Regions from separate parts of the Homo sapiens genome. Here all the other regions are linked to region 2. Evidence: chromatin loops called from intact Hi-C (ENCODE). Cell type or tissue: Calu3. All regions are shown on one strand.

What was found. Peaks named below come from ENCODE experiments on the same cell type or tissue, not always from the same donor. Only the 100,000 strongest peaks of a DNase experiment are listed, where the experiment ranks them.
Region 1: it touches region 2 in a loop (8-fold over the local background); 3 of 110 quality-filtered maps call a loop at or near these places.
Region 3: a loop joins it to region 2, with 2.4 times the contacts of the local background. A loop is called at or near these places in 7 of 110 quality-filtered maps.

The regions. Positions count from the first base shown.
Region 1 is chr5:107,285,450-107,290,449 of GRCh38, reverse strand. No RefSeq gene overlaps it. Among named protein-coding and RNA genes, the nearest start is that of LINC01950, 280 kb to the right of the region's middle. RefSeq lists an enhancer at 4,053-5,000. In Calu3, no CTCF peak of the experiment used is centred here; a DNase peak (open chromatin) is centred at 4,544.
Region 2 is chr5:107,386,785-107,391,784 of GRCh38, reverse strand. EFNA5 (ephrin A5) reads left to right here. Exons shown (of 5, transcript NM_001962.3): 3 at 4,014-4,079; 4 at 4,470-4,550. Among named protein-coding and RNA genes, the nearest start is that of EFNA5, 280 kb to the left of the region's middle. In Calu3, no CTCF peak of the experiment used is centred here; DNase peaks (open chromatin) are centred at 2,484 and 3,577.
Region 3 is chr5:107,554,851-107,559,850 of GRCh38, reverse strand. All of the region lies in intron 1 of EFNA5 (ephrin A5), which reads left to right. It overlaps LOC124901038 (a long non-coding RNA gene), which reads right to left and starts at 2,916. Exons shown (of 2, transcript XR_007058895.1): 1 at 2,628-2,916; 2 at 1-2,526. In Calu3, no CTCF peak of the experiment used is centred here; a DNase peak (open chromatin) is centred at 2,360.

The DNA.
Region 1 (5,000 bases), 100 kb after region 2:
GTTAGAGCCATGTGCAGAGAATCCCTTGCCCTTTTCCTTGCTGACTCGGCTTCCTGCAGCCTATTGAACAGAGGCTGCCAGAACCCATGTGTGTGTGTGGAGATATCAGTCCTGAAAGCAGAAATTGGCAATGCTCGGAGGACGAAAATGGCTGCAGATGTTGAGGGCGGGGGAGTTCAAAAGCAGCTCTGTTTTGTGGAATCCCACACTTGAGACCTTTTTTTGCGGGGGGGTGATTGGGAAACTAATAGCCCTCCACATTTGAGTTAAAACATTATGCTGCTTTCAGAGGAAATATAAAAGAGCCCTTGCCTTCCCTGCTTAGGCTGAGGCGGCCCTCCCCTTTGCGGCTCATCAACCTTGTGCTTCAGCCTTGGGCCTGGATTCACACCTCCTCCTTGTGACTGGCACTGGTTGAAAGGGAGGATCATGGCCAAGATGTGATCTGGCTGAACAGAAGGGTGTGGTTCCAGCATGGAGCCCCACTCTCATGTCTAACCCCCATCACTTCATCAGACCATTTCTTTGGCTTCCAATACTTCCATTATTATTTTTTTTGAACTTGGCATTTTTAGACTCAATAGTATACATATTGCTTAATAAGTACAATTCCTCAAATATTAAAACATCAATAGATTGCCTATTTTCTGCCTTTACCCCCACCCCCAACCCTCCAACCCCCAGGAGGAATTTATAATCCAAAATCAGTTGAACAAAACTTGATCCTGTTGTACTTTCCAGAACACTCACTTGTTCCACTGAATTCTTTTCTCTTAATTAGGTTCTGGCGAGGTATATGTGCTGTCTTTGTGGAGTCTCATCTCCTGTGCTGTATGTGTGTACATCTCAGATCAGTCAACCAGATCAATCTCTCAACTGTGTGTCAATACCTTAACCACACCACCCACTCATCAACTTTTCGTTTGAGTTTCAGTCTTTCATTTCTCAATTTCTCACTTATGTTCAACTGCTCATATGACCCAATGAATAATTCCTTTTGTCTCTCCTCTCAATTATCTTTTGTCCCAGCAATAGAGTTAGAACCTGTGACTTGGCCCATGAACAAGCTTTCGGGCCATGTGGTAGAACTGGATGAGAACTATGGGATTAAAAGTCTGGAGACAAGACTATTTTTTCTGGTTCAGCAACCTGGGGTTTTGAGTAAGTCTGTTTGCCTTTCTGAGCCTCAGTTCCCTCTTTTGAAACAGAGCTGATGATTGATCTGTAATATTCATTATTCATTGAAGAAGTAGCTAATGAGTGCCTACTTTTTGTGGCTCTGAGCTAGATGTTGTGCAAAGGTGAGAATATAGACACGGTCTCTGCCTGGAGCTTATATATGGGAGTGTCAACTGTCATTGAAGAATTCCACAAGTAACACACTTATCAACCATTATAAGTGCTATGAAAGAGAAGCACAGGGGGCCACAGGAACAGACAACAGATATACTAACCTAGTGGGAACAGGGGAGAGGGATATGTCAGCATGTCGGGACAGGGATATGGGTTTGGATGAGGGATAGTGCAAGAATTAATTAAGCAAAGGGGAGGGGAGAGAGAAGCATTCAGGGCAGAGGAAATAGCCAATGTAAATGCCTCAAACAAGTATATGGAAAGAAATGAATGAAGACCACCAAGGTTGAGAGAGACTACAGTGGGAAAGGGAGGCTTAAGATGAGGCTACAGATGTAGAGAGAGGCCAAATTAGGTGAAACCTTTAACCTTAAATTGTATTCTAAGTACAATGAAAGGATTTGAAAACAGTGGAGTGGCATGAGGTTTGCTTTTTAAAAGTCACTCTGCCTCTGATTAGAGAATTGGTAAGAGGAGGTAGAAATAAATGTGGGGCATTTTTAGTATTCTAGGCAAGAGAAGAGAAAAAGAGAAGAGAAGAGAAGAGAAGAGTATAGCATAGAAGAGGGTGGTAGAAGAGGATGGAGAGAAACAGATGGTCCTTCCATGTTTGTCTCTGATGCTTTTTCTTGTGAACCAACCCTATCAGCCACACAGGAAGGGATCTTGACTCTTCCTGCACTAGGTTTTTGTTTCAGCTTCACATTTGGCACATTGTTTACTTCGTCTTGCTTATTCAATATTTTATCTCCTCCACTGGATTTGAAACCTCTTATAGCAGCTACAATGCCTTGCCTACCTTTTTATTTTCTAAAAAACCTGGCTTTACATATAATGGGTGCATAGTCAGTGTTCTGGTTGGGTCTATGCTTTTCTTTATGGGCAACTTTATTGGTCGATGTGATACCCCCATCCAGAGGCAGAGCTGAGGGATTTGCTGGCAGGCCTGAGAGGTCTTTAGCCTAAACGTTAGGTTATATTAGGTGGAATTTGCTCTGCTATCCCCGAGGAAACAAAGGAAGGAGAAGGGTTGTGGTGGGAGGAAGGGGAAGAAAGATAATTTCTCCTTTGAAGGTCTTAGTTCGGAGTCACAGTCTTCCCTGCTTCGTATTCTCCTGCTGCAGCACTGCCGACAGAATTCTCACACACACACAGTTGCCTAGTTATTTCAAGTGTGATAGTAGGAGAAACTTCTGGAGTGTCAGGATCATCGACTGAGGCAGATGAAGCCTCACCTGGTGCTGACTGTAGGTTTCGTTGCTCTGAGGTGGTCACTGCTTACTCTTCTGAGCCCTTCCTAACCTTTCAGCAATCTGTTCACGTGGTTCCTATTCTCTCCTCAGAGGCTGAGGTACTTTCTTCAGCTACTTTGTAGCCATTGGCAGAGCACGGTCCTTTCCTGTTTGGATCCCAGATCGACCCCTTTTTGGTGTCTGGTTGAAACTCTTGTCTGAGCTGCCAATTTCTTCAGAAATTAGGAGTTTTGTTCCGGGTTCTCTTTCCATAAATTCTATTTCCTCTAGGTTTCTTTCCTTTTGTGCTCCAAGAGACTTTTAATAGTCATTCTTCAAATTTGGGGACTTCGGAACAGTTCATGACAGGTATTTTCTTTCCCTCATCTGCTTTGTTAAAGAAAAAATAATAGGAGAAGAAACTTTAGCTTTCCTCAGTGCCGTTCCTTTTTCCTCAGAGCCTACTTTGAACTCCTTCTACTACAGTCCCTTTATAGGGCTTGTAATAGACGATAATGTGCTAAAAGCAATCTCTGTTAGACTCTGGGAAGTCTCATTGTCTTCAGTTAGACTCTTTAAGATTCTTAAAACCCCCCAGGCACATTTAAACTTAAAAAGCTAGACCTTGGTCTGGGATCACCCTTCATTCATACTTATTTTCTGGTGAGAGTGGTATTTTTCTCTGGCTGATATTTTTCAATCTAGAATTACAAAATACTTGTGGCTGAAGGTCACTTTAGAGACCATCTCAATTCTTATCCATATTCTTATTCTGTTGTTAAGAAACCTAAAGGCCTGGTGAATCAAGTAGTTTGTCCTAAGTCATTTAGTTATTTAGTATTAATGACTAGAATCTTTGTCTTCAAAGGCCTAGCTTTCCATTCTTTGTAATTCTCTACTTTAATTTTCTACCGAAACTCATACAGCAGGACAAAGACATTGTGTTCTCACAGGGCATTGCATCATTCATTCCATCAATCATTTAACAAATATTTATTGAACGCCTATATAAGCAAGGAGCTGTGCTGGTGCATAACGAGTATGCATAAACAGCTTGATTTAAATACAAGCCAAATACAATTAATTTCTGTTAACCATTTATAATTGTAAATTCTTTTCCTAGGAACTGAAAAAATACAACCAAAATATTTTATGCTTCTATCATGTACAGACAGTTATTTTAGAAAGAACAGGGAGAATGCCATGTACTAATTATGCTGAGTTATGGATTTCTTGAGTTTTATAGAAATGTTTTGGTATGAAAAGAGATGGGGTAAGCAAGCTTAAGTTTTCGTAAAATAAACATTGGAAATTAAGACCATCTTCAGAATAGCTACGTGGTGGATAAAAAGTTTAGAAAATGTAATGTAGAGGCCGGGAGTGGTGGCTCACGCCTGTAATCCCAGTACTGTGGGAGCCTGAGGAGGGCAGATCTCTTGAGATCAGGAGTTTGAGACCACCCTGGCCAACATGGTGAAACCCTGTCTTTACTAAAAATACAAAAATTAGCCAGGCATGGTGGCAGGTGCCTGTAATCTCAGCTACTGGGGAGGCTGAGGCAGGAGAATCCCTTGAACCCAGCAGGCAGAGGTTGCAGTGAGCCTAGAAGGCACCACTGCACTCCAGCCTGGGCAACAGAGTGAGACTCTGTCTCAAAAAAAAAAAAAAAAAAGGATGTAATGTAGAATGAAATTGTTGTCTCTGAAAACTGTCATCAAGTTGTTTGTTTTACAGGTGGCTTATTATTACATCTTGAAAGGACTGGATATCTGAGCACTGTCTGACATTACTTTTGACTTCACTGGAGGTAACCTAGAAGGAGAGAGATGTCTCAGCAGTTTCTTTATCAATCGCCACCTTTGGATTTAGCCTTCTGTGGTCATTTTGAATAGCAAGCATCTGAGACAGCAAAGGTGGGCGCAACTGCCAAAACCACAACCCACGGTCAAAAGGATCGTCATCCATTTGGGGGTAAGAGGCATGATATGACGTTCAAAGAGTGCCATGTCAGGAGTCAGAGGGCCTGGTTCTGTGCCTAGTGCCAGCTTTTCTTCCCTCGTATGACCTCCTGGCAGGCCACCTAATCCTATGGATAATTTTTCCTCACCTTTAAAATAGTGATAAAAGCTCCTGCCTTACCTATGGCATGACATTATTTTGAGGATCAAATGGGATTGCTAATGCAAAGCTGCTTTCAGAACTCAAAGACCTCTGGGAATATAAGGCAGTTTTTGTTTTTAAAAAAACCTAGAAAATTGACCAGTAACAGAAGTATTTACCTTGCAGAAATTAGTGTTTCCTTCTTTGGTGGGTGTTGGGAGTCTGTGTGCATATTTTACTCTGTGGAAAGCACTTCTGTTCCCCTTGCTTTGAAACTGGCAGGAGATAGGCTCAGTGCTGGTGGGAAGTAGCTAG
Region 2 (5,000 bases):
ATTCAGGGGAAGGGACTCTATGGATTGATTTATAAAGTTGCTATTAAGATAATGGAATGGGACATTGTGCTTGTTTTAATTGTCCCCATATCCCTACTCCCAACTTCCTGACTCCAACTTACACTTTAAGCAGTAAACTGAGTAAATGGGTGTGAATTTGGATGATGTGACAACTGTTTTAAGACATTTCTCATTTTAGTTGAAAAATTCTATTAGAAAATCCATGTGTCTTTAGAGGAAGATTTCAGATCTAGATTTTTTTTTCACCTGTTTGCAAGTCACTGCCTCTTTTTGGTTGCCAAAGCTCTGGTTTGGAAATTTAGGGATAAAATGTCTTCTGTCCCAGTTGCTGCTGGTTAGCTTCTGGAGGACCTGTGAAGCCTCTGATAAACATGTCTGGGACACACTCTTGCTCCCTGCCCAGAGCTGTGCTGGCTCTTCATGTAAACCTCAGTTGTCACATGGATCCCTCCAGGTACGCTAAACTGTGGTTCATATTTATGTCCCAGCTTGAAGAACCACAACACAAGGGCAGGGACAGTTTGAAATCTTATATATCTTCGCATGCACAGCACCTAATAAAGAAGCTGATGCATAGTAGGCATTTTATTTTATTTATTTATTTTTGATACAGAGTCTAGCTCTGTTGCTAAGCTGGAGTACAGTAGCTCAGTCTCGGCTCACTGCAACCTCTGCCTCCTGGGCTCAAGCAATTCTCATGCATTAGCCTCCCGAGTAGCTGGGATTACAAGTGTGTGCCACCATGCCCAGCTAATTTTTGCATTTTTCGTAGAGACAGGGTTTTGCCAAGTTGGCCAGGCTGGTCTCGAACTCCTGGCCTTAAGTGATCCATCCGGCTTGGCCTCCCACAGTGTTGGGATTGCAGGCATGAGCCACTGCACCCAACCCATAGTAGGCATTTTAAAAGCATTTGAAATGATAGATGAAGCTGCAGTAATATGTAATGGATTTTTATAATTATTCGTTATCAACTTTCAACATCGACTATTCATTTTCTAAGGAAAGCAGCACAAGAAGTTATATATAGTGAATATAATTTATGTATATAAATTTATATATATTTATGTATATAATTTATGTATAAAATACTTACATATTTACTTTTAACTAAGATAAAGTTGGCCATGACAAAGTGATGTATCTCTAGAGCCATAAGGATTAATACTACCTACCTCCTGACAAAAACGAGGCATGTTTTAAGATTTTACTCCCTCATTTCCATCCTCAGCTCTATCTATTGCTCATAAATTGATCCTGAGATTTTCTTTATAAGTTTATTAGTGGGAATGTTACATGTTTCAATTCCTCTGTTATGTTTTGTTTTTAGTGCTCAGTCCTCTGCCTTTTGTTTACTTGTGATTAGTAATGCACTTTTATATTACCTTATGTCTTCAAATAGTACTAATAATTAATTATCTGTATTTTTTAGTTGGTATAAAGGCATCCTACATTTGTCAGCCAAGAAGTGTGGGGTGACAGAACCTTGAGCATAACATAGAGGAAAGCCACACTTTAACTTTATTAAACGTTACATTTAAAAAATGGAGTTTTGCTACTACATGGAAAACGTTTTCATCTTTTTGGATTTTTTTGTTTGTTTGTTTTTCAAGGTGTTAAATAAGAAACCCAAGTTATACTGACCTAGTAAGGCACACTTCTCAGGTTGGCTGTAAGGGTTAGGAGTTTACTCCTTGAGCTCAGGCCAGTGATGCAGTGATGATCGAGTGAATCCATGGCATGCAATCTGTGTTGTGTACTCACATATCACATTGTGTGCTAATATTCTTTGTTCACAAATTTTTCTAAGGATTAGAGTATAATAGTCACAGTATCACAAGGCATCAGTCACATTTCCTGGTGACAGAAAATGAGGAAGTAGTGGGGCAGGTTGTTAGGGAAGAGAGGTTTTTATTTTATGTGTCATTTAAATACAAATGTATTTCATATTTTTAATTCACAGAAGTATGGAGCACATCCAGTAGCTAAGACTGTGTCCCTCCTTGAGAGCTCATGGAGAGAACTCTCCAGTTTTTTCCTGGAGGCGTATCGTTTGCTGTTTAGTTATTGCCATGTGCCCTACAATAATTTTCATGTCCTGGATTTATTTCTCCTAAAGAAAAATCTGAAAGACCTGTACTAAATCCAAGAAGCTCCTCGCTAAACCAATTAAGCATTTGATTCTGTCTTCAGCCTGTTTATCTAGCAGTATCATCTGTAAAGTCAGTTATGTGCATGTAGCAAATCAAGTTCACAAGGCTTGAAGTGAGTTCATCTCAGCTCAGAAATTCATTGAACAGCAGTGTGAACATCCATGTGTCACTTTTTTCACACTAACTCTCATGAATAAGACATATACTCCCTCAGGAACCCGTGGTTTTCCTAATGAATTGGAGTCACCTATGTGTACTGTATTTGTGACATGCACATTTGCAGTTGAGGTCCACAGGAAGGACACCATTTCCTGGATCAAACCGCAGAGTGCAAATATTGTGCCCTAAATAACACACTAGTTACTGTAAATGTCAGTAGAGGGAGTTTTTCTGGCTATGATTTAATGAAAGCCTACAGCAAAGCCAGCTGTTAGCACTTCTTAACTGCTTGTCAGAGCAACCAGGGGAGATAGGGAGGACCAAAAACACTTTTTCTCTACACTTTTGTTTTAAAATTAAAGTAGTTTTCAACAGGTGTTGAATAGGGACACTGGGGACCCTATACTACTTGACATTATTTAGTTGGTGAATTTAGAAGTTCTCCTCCAGGAGGGTTACTTGGATCTAGAATTACATAAGGAGACTGTGTAAAATTTGTTTGGAAGTTTGTATATTGAATCCTCTCACCTGCAAAAGAAGCATTTTTGTGTTCTCAGCTCCCCATGAGGAATAATTTAAAAATAAAAATAAAGGAGAGAGAAGACACACCAAATGCCGATCCCTCTTTGTCACTTTGGGTATTGCCAAACTAATTGTAAGCCATGTGTGATTTGATTGATGTCATCTGCTTTTTCTGAACAAAGAAACCACTTGAAGCAAACACATAGGGAGGAAAGTATGCGACGCTCGTTTCTGTAATTTTTGTCATTTCTAGGATGCATTAGTAAATACATGTGGTTGTTAAGGGCCTTACTGCCCTTGGAAATTCCTTTGACATTTTGCTGTGTGTACACAGGGGAGATAATCTTTCAACCATAGGGAAAGTTTACAGTCTTATTATCTTGAAAAGGAGAAGAAAGTTTCTTCCTCAAGTGATTTATAACTTGAAACATGCTGTCATGTTTTGGTAAGCCCACTTTATTAATTCCATCCTTCTCTGTGGCAAATTGAAAAAAAAAATACATGTACCGTTGCAACATAGTACTTTCTCAATAGCATATTGTACTTATAATAGCATGATGGAAGTTACCGGGCTTGGGTTAGTCATATAGAATGCAGAGCCAAGTTCTGAGTAAAACCTCTAATTGAATTACCTGCAAAAGCACTGACAGACAAGCTTTCAGTACAGACAAAGCTCTGCTTTCCCCAGCAGAAATAGGTCACGTTTAAGTCTGCCTTGTAACTCTCTGTTATTGGTTTTTGCCGGCACTTTCACCTTGGGCCTCTGTTGGGCCCCTTTTCCTGCAGCAGAGGAGGAGCGGCTCTGTGAAAGCTGGAGGGCTCACACATTATCCTCTCGATTTAGAGAAAATTGATAACAGATCAAGTTAAATGGAAGAGACTTTGAAATAAAAATCCAAAGTATTTCTTCACAGATTACTCACATTCTTGCATGATTCTTTTATTGTATTGAAAAGAGAAACTCAGGATATGAAAGTAGCCTTTCTATAGCAGTGAGACCTGAAAAGTACTGTTTGTTTTAATTTGGAGGAGGAATTAGAGAAAGTTCCTGTTGTTCAAGTCAGGAAAGAATTTATTGTTCATCATTTGTATGTGAAAATGAAGAGTAATATGTTGTTGTTCTCTTCTTTCTTTCCTGCTCTCTCTCTGTGTTACCCACAGCCTCTGCAATCCCAGATAATGGAAGAAGGTCCTGTCTAAAGCTCAAAGTCTTTGTGAGACCAACAAGTAAGTTCACTAGAATGAGCTTCAGAGGGTGGCTTCACCGCGCATGCTTTATTGTGTGGTCTGGTTCACGGCGGTAAAACTTTTTTTTACTGTTAAATCTTGTGTGGTATCTGTTTTGTATATCAACATTCATATTTTAGTTTTCATCATATTTTTTCTCATTCTTCATGATGCTTTTACTTAAGTACACAGCAGTTGCTAACTTGTTGTTTCTTAGACTGTTGTACATGCAGAGCAAATGGGAACAATATTGGCATTTGGAACATGCCATTGATTGTAAGACAATCTACATAAAAAAAGAAAAAAAGGAGAGAAAGAAAAAAGAAAGAAATGGGAGTTTAAGGGTGTCTTCACTAACATATTTGGCTGTTATCTCTATTTTTGTTATAGATAGCTGTATGAAAACTATAGGTGTTCATGATCGTGTTTTCGATGTTAACGACAAAGTAGAAAATTCATTAGAACCAGCAGGTTAGTATGCTTAGAGAATCTCTTTTAACAAATGCATCTATTTCTCTGGTGCTTCCGTATTTTTTTCCTTTCTTCTTCTCTGCATGTTTGCATGTTATAGTTGTTGTTCTGCTTTTGCTCATTGCTAGCGATGCTAATATGACTTATATTCTACCTCATTCCTCCAGTATCTTTGTGCAATGCATGTTAGGTAAAATAAAATTTTCTTTTTTGGAATGGGTTTGAGCTAATGCAGTATCCTAATATAGAAGCCCCATCGGAATGCTAAAATCTCACTGCCTTTTACCATATCCTCAGAGCATGCTGGTGAATCACTGTGAATATTAAAGGATCTGTTTTCATGTAAGACACAAAACATTTCTATGTATATGTTCATAAAATTTTATTTTTTATGTCCAAATCTGTAGATAAAAGTAATAAGACTATTGCACAAAATAGAAACTAATTCAA
Region 3 (5,000 bases), 170 kb before region 2:
GCAAATAAACTCCCCAAAGGATAATTGCTCTTCTAGAGGCATCAGTGTGTATTTTAATGTTTATCTTTGCAGTAGGGTACATTTCTATTTTCTTTCAGCAATTTTACTCCTAGCACCAGGATGGCTATAGGAGGACTTCTTCCAGAGATGTGATGAATGACTTTCAAACAGTTATATTTGAGACCATATTTTCCTTCAGAGAGAATATAAATATTCTTTTGATTGTGCATATGACTTAAAACTTCATGTATGTAGTGAAATGAACATAAACAGATGTAGTTGGGTCTTTGGTAAAATGTAAAGTTAGCATTCGTTATGAATTATATTGTGGAGAAGAAAAATTATGAGAGAACTGTTAGGGAGTGCTCTCTGCAAACATCAAGAGCAATTCATTTATTCCCTCATCCTGTCAGTAAATATTCAGTGCTCATTATGGGCCTGTTGCTATACTATATCCTAAGAGGGTTGCAAATATATATACATGTATATTTTTCGCTAGACAGATATATATGAAAGAGTCAAATGATGGTTTAAGAAGAAGAGTCACAACGAATGATCAGAAAATAAAGCCCCAGACAGCAGAAGTTACCATGAAGAAGGGTTTTGGAGGCAATGGGACCCAGCAGGGCTGCAAAGGTGCTGAGTGGTGGGAGAGGCAGTGGTGATGGGAGGGGCCAGGGTAGGGGGAAGGAAAGTTGCATAGGGAATCAGGGCATCTGGCCCTAGTCCTGGCCATTCACCATCCCAGTGATTTACGAAACTGTGTCAGTTCCCTGAAACATAAGATTATCTCAAACATCCCTTCTTGCCATTCTGTCATCTAAGCGCCCATCTGGCTGTAGAATTCTCTTCATTTCTGCCTCCAGTTTTTGGCTTAAACATAAAAGTGCCAGAACATATATAAGAAAAGAAAAACACAACAAAAACCTCATGTAAACCAACTTTCTTTTGTTCTCTTTCCTTTGATTCAGCCTGGATGATTCTGCTCCATAAATATTTCCCATTTAGAAAGTAATTACATCAAGGCAAAGCTATATGTTTAAACATATATGGCTTTTATTGTTACATGATAACTGAGTCTAAATTAGATGATTCTCATTAATGAAAGGACAAGAAAATAAGTAAGTCCAGACGTAATTAGGTCACAGCATTTGACCATTGTGTCTTAACCTTCCCTTTGCCCTTATCTGCTAAAGCTTTGGCCTTAATATGGACAAAGAGCAATTTAAATCTCTTTCCATTCCTATCCTTTTTCTTGAGTGGCTTCAAATCTAAACCTCTAATAAAGAAAAGGATAATAAAATAGCAGAGAAAGTATAATAGGAATTATATTGACTCTCATAGAAGTTTTGGAAGAGAAATATATTCTCTTTCTTCAGCTCTGTAATAATATAATAATGGTGTGATTTCTACTTTGCTAGACTAGGGACTATTTTGGAAATCTTTAATGAATATAATCAGGTGGTAAGCATTTAAAAATTACTATTTCCTGAAAGCTAGGAAATTATTGTTCAGTGTAAAATGCAAAAGGCAAAGGAAAAAAAGCGAGTTACTTAAAAACAAAAAATAAACAACAAAAAAAAAACAGTATAATCTGTGTGGCATTATGTAGTACAGTTGCCGGGAGTGGGGGTTAAAACTTGAGTTTTAGGCTTAACTTCGAATATTTCGGTGTAAGCTTGGGCAAGTCTTGTAATCTCTTTGGGGCTCAGATTTTTTTTCTTGTTTATGTTTATTTTAATGCCCCTCCCCCTCTCAGACTTTTTTTAAAATGCAAAATAATAACAGCAAGCATTTATATATACCATGTGCCAGGCACTATTCTAAACCTTTTATATTTAATTACTTAATCCTCCCACCTATACCGTGGGGGTAGATACTATCATATGATTGCAATTTTGTGCTTGTTTTATCTTGCATAATATTTTTGAGAAATTGTCTGAACCCAGGTCTCTTTGATTGTAAATGTATGCTGTGAACCGCTCCACTTGACTGCTTCATTATTTACATCATTATTATAAGAGGCCAACTATTTAGATTATTCAAAGGTAAAAACGCTTCTAAACACATGTAATGGTAACAAAACTTTGTATATACAAGCTATTTTGTCTCTAAAGGAACTCTGAAAAAGGTCACTTATAATTTTAGTTATTGAGCAAAATCTCTGATATTAGAGCCTCTTTTTAAATCCCCTTTGTACAGAGGAGAACTATAGTACACACACAGATAAGAGCCGGCAGCGTGTAGAAGAATGTCACACTAACCAGGATTGAATTCACTTCTGTATATGTCCATTGACAAATGTCATTGTTTAGACATGAGGAAACAAAAATAGCTTTTACCACATTGCCCCAGGCACCGCAGTCTCGGAATTCCTGTCAACCCTCAACTCTGCCAGTGGGCTGCGTGGTTCCTGAGGCAGCGTGTGGCTGAAACTCAAGCTAGGATGCCTGCCACCTGACCTCCAGGCTTCCCTCTCTCGCCCCTTCTCATTTAACAAATGTTTGCTAAGCACCTCCCACGTACCTGGCTGAAACTCAAGCTAGGATGCCTGCCACCTGACCTCCAGGCTTCCCTCTCTCGCCCCTTCTCATTTAACAAATGTTTGCTAAGCACCTCCCACGTACCAGGCATTGTGCTGGGGACCAAGGCAAATATGTTTACAGCCACAGATACGATCTGTGCCCTGTGTAGCTTACAGTTCAAAAGGGACATATAATGATAGACATGCTGTGAGAAATGAGGGAGATGTAGGTGGTTTTAGGAGAGGGATTTGGAACAGGAGCCTTAAGGTTTGGGCCCAAACAGCCGTTTAATTTCTTCCTAAGTATTCCAACTTTGGTATGACTAGTCTGCCACATACCGGGTCATTTAGGGCAGGTAAGATGTGCTGGAGGGACCTGAATGAGATCAAAATTTAGATTAAAAAAAAAGTCTTCCTGTGGCTTTTCATTAGTGGAATGTGAAATGGAGTAATGAATTGGCTTTATGAGGGCATTTGTTCAGGTGACTTCCTCTTGCTGCAGACCACTGGATTTGAGATAGTTATTTATTTTATTTTATTTATTTATTTATTTATTTATTTATTTATTTATTTTTATTTTGAGATGGAATTTTGCTCCTGTCACCCAGGCTGGAGTGCAATGCTGCGATCTCGACTCACTGCAACCCCCGCCTCCCCGGTTGAAGCGATTCTCCCGTGCCAGCCTCCTGAGTAGCTGGGATTACAGGTACCCGCTACCATGCCCAGCTAATTTTTGTATTTTTACTAGAAACGGGGTTTCATCATGTTGTCCAGGCTGGTCTCAAACTCCTGACCTCAAGTGATCCACCCGCCTCAACCTCCCAAAGTGCTGGGATCACAGGCATGAGCCACCACACCAGGCTGAGATATTTATTTATTAAGAAGACTATGATGGGTAGGAGAACAGAGTTCCAGCTTGAAGCATAGAAAATTTGAGTTTTACTTTGCAGTTTGTTGCCAAATAACTTGTGCAGGTTTTTGGTGGTGGTTGTAAACTCTAATAGGACTCTTGTGCAGATTAAGTAAGAATGTGTACATATAACAGCTCACATGGTGCCTGGCACATAGGAAGTGTGGATTAAATGTAGTTCTCCTGGTTACTAGTTGATGTGGGAGAGACTAAGGTGGATAGGAAACTGTGAGTGCCAGGTCTGGACAGCCTTGATGGGGATAGCATGTTTATCCACAAAGGCAGTTTAGGATACTTTTGTGCCAAAGAGAGGCAATGGGGTTGACTTACTGACCAAATAGACGGTAAGTAGTATAAGGGCTCAGAATGGGTATATTTTGGAGGGGCACAAGGTGTGAAGAAGGGAAATCATGAATGTGTCCAGCAGCGTAGACTGTGTCGTGCAATTTGCATGGAATGCCTGATCTTTATAGGAGGAGTATGAGCTGGTGAGTTGGATAGAGATGCTTTGAAAGGACCAGGATGTTTTACTCTGCACCCTAAGGGAAGCTCATCCTGCTTTTTCAGCCTTCTGGGTGAAAGATGAGAAAGAAGTAGAAAGAATGCTATTTTTACTATATTCTTGAAATGGAGATTTGCAGCAAGTTGCTACTTAATAAAGAAGTTTCTTTCCATTATTTTTGGCTTGAGATTTAATGAACAGTTGTAGCAAAATCAGATTAGCTATATACACTACGATTATAGAAGAATGTGTATATCTTACATCTAACTTTAAGCTATTATCCATTCTTTGCATTCCTTTCTTCTGTCACAGGTTAATTAAACCCATGTTGTGGTCAGTGCTTACTCTACATGGCAGAATGTTTAACATTCAGTTTCAGATGACTAGATGAGAAGTAATGGGATAAAAATCTCTTTACATTGATGACTTCAGCCTCAATTATTGTAGAATAAAATAATGATGAAATTAAATATGTAACACAAATAAAATCTCCATTCCTCTTCTCCTGTACACAAAATGGCATATAACAGTGGACACAAAAGCACTAAAAAATGGTTGAACATGGGTAGCTGCACGAACAGGATTACAAAGCTGCATGTTGGCTGACCAAATAGATTAATGGGTGATGTGTATCTGGCTATCTCAGGGTTCTGAAGGTGTACCAGAGCAAGATAATGAAATTGCCTGTCAGGTAATCTGATTTGAGGATTCCAGTCATATGTGAACTGGTGTGTGGGCTAATAAGCCAAGAGTTTGCCAAGACTCATTATTTTTAAAGCTGCTCAACTCTCTACATCTGTCTCTGCAGGATATGTTAGACAAAGTGTCCTGCATAGAGCAAGAGGTGGGGAACCCGTGAGAATGCCCAGGTTACCGAGAATTGCTGAGGCACAGCTCCAGATCGAGTTGAATGTTTCTGAGTTGTTCAGAGCCCAGCTAGAGAAATGCACAGCTGCCAGGCAGACAGCATGGTAACCTCTCTCCCTCCCAGCTGGCAGAAGCTGCTGTTGCAGAACGTAGTAGTAAATGTCCCTCCAAAGATGTGCAGGGTGTAGGAATTTGCA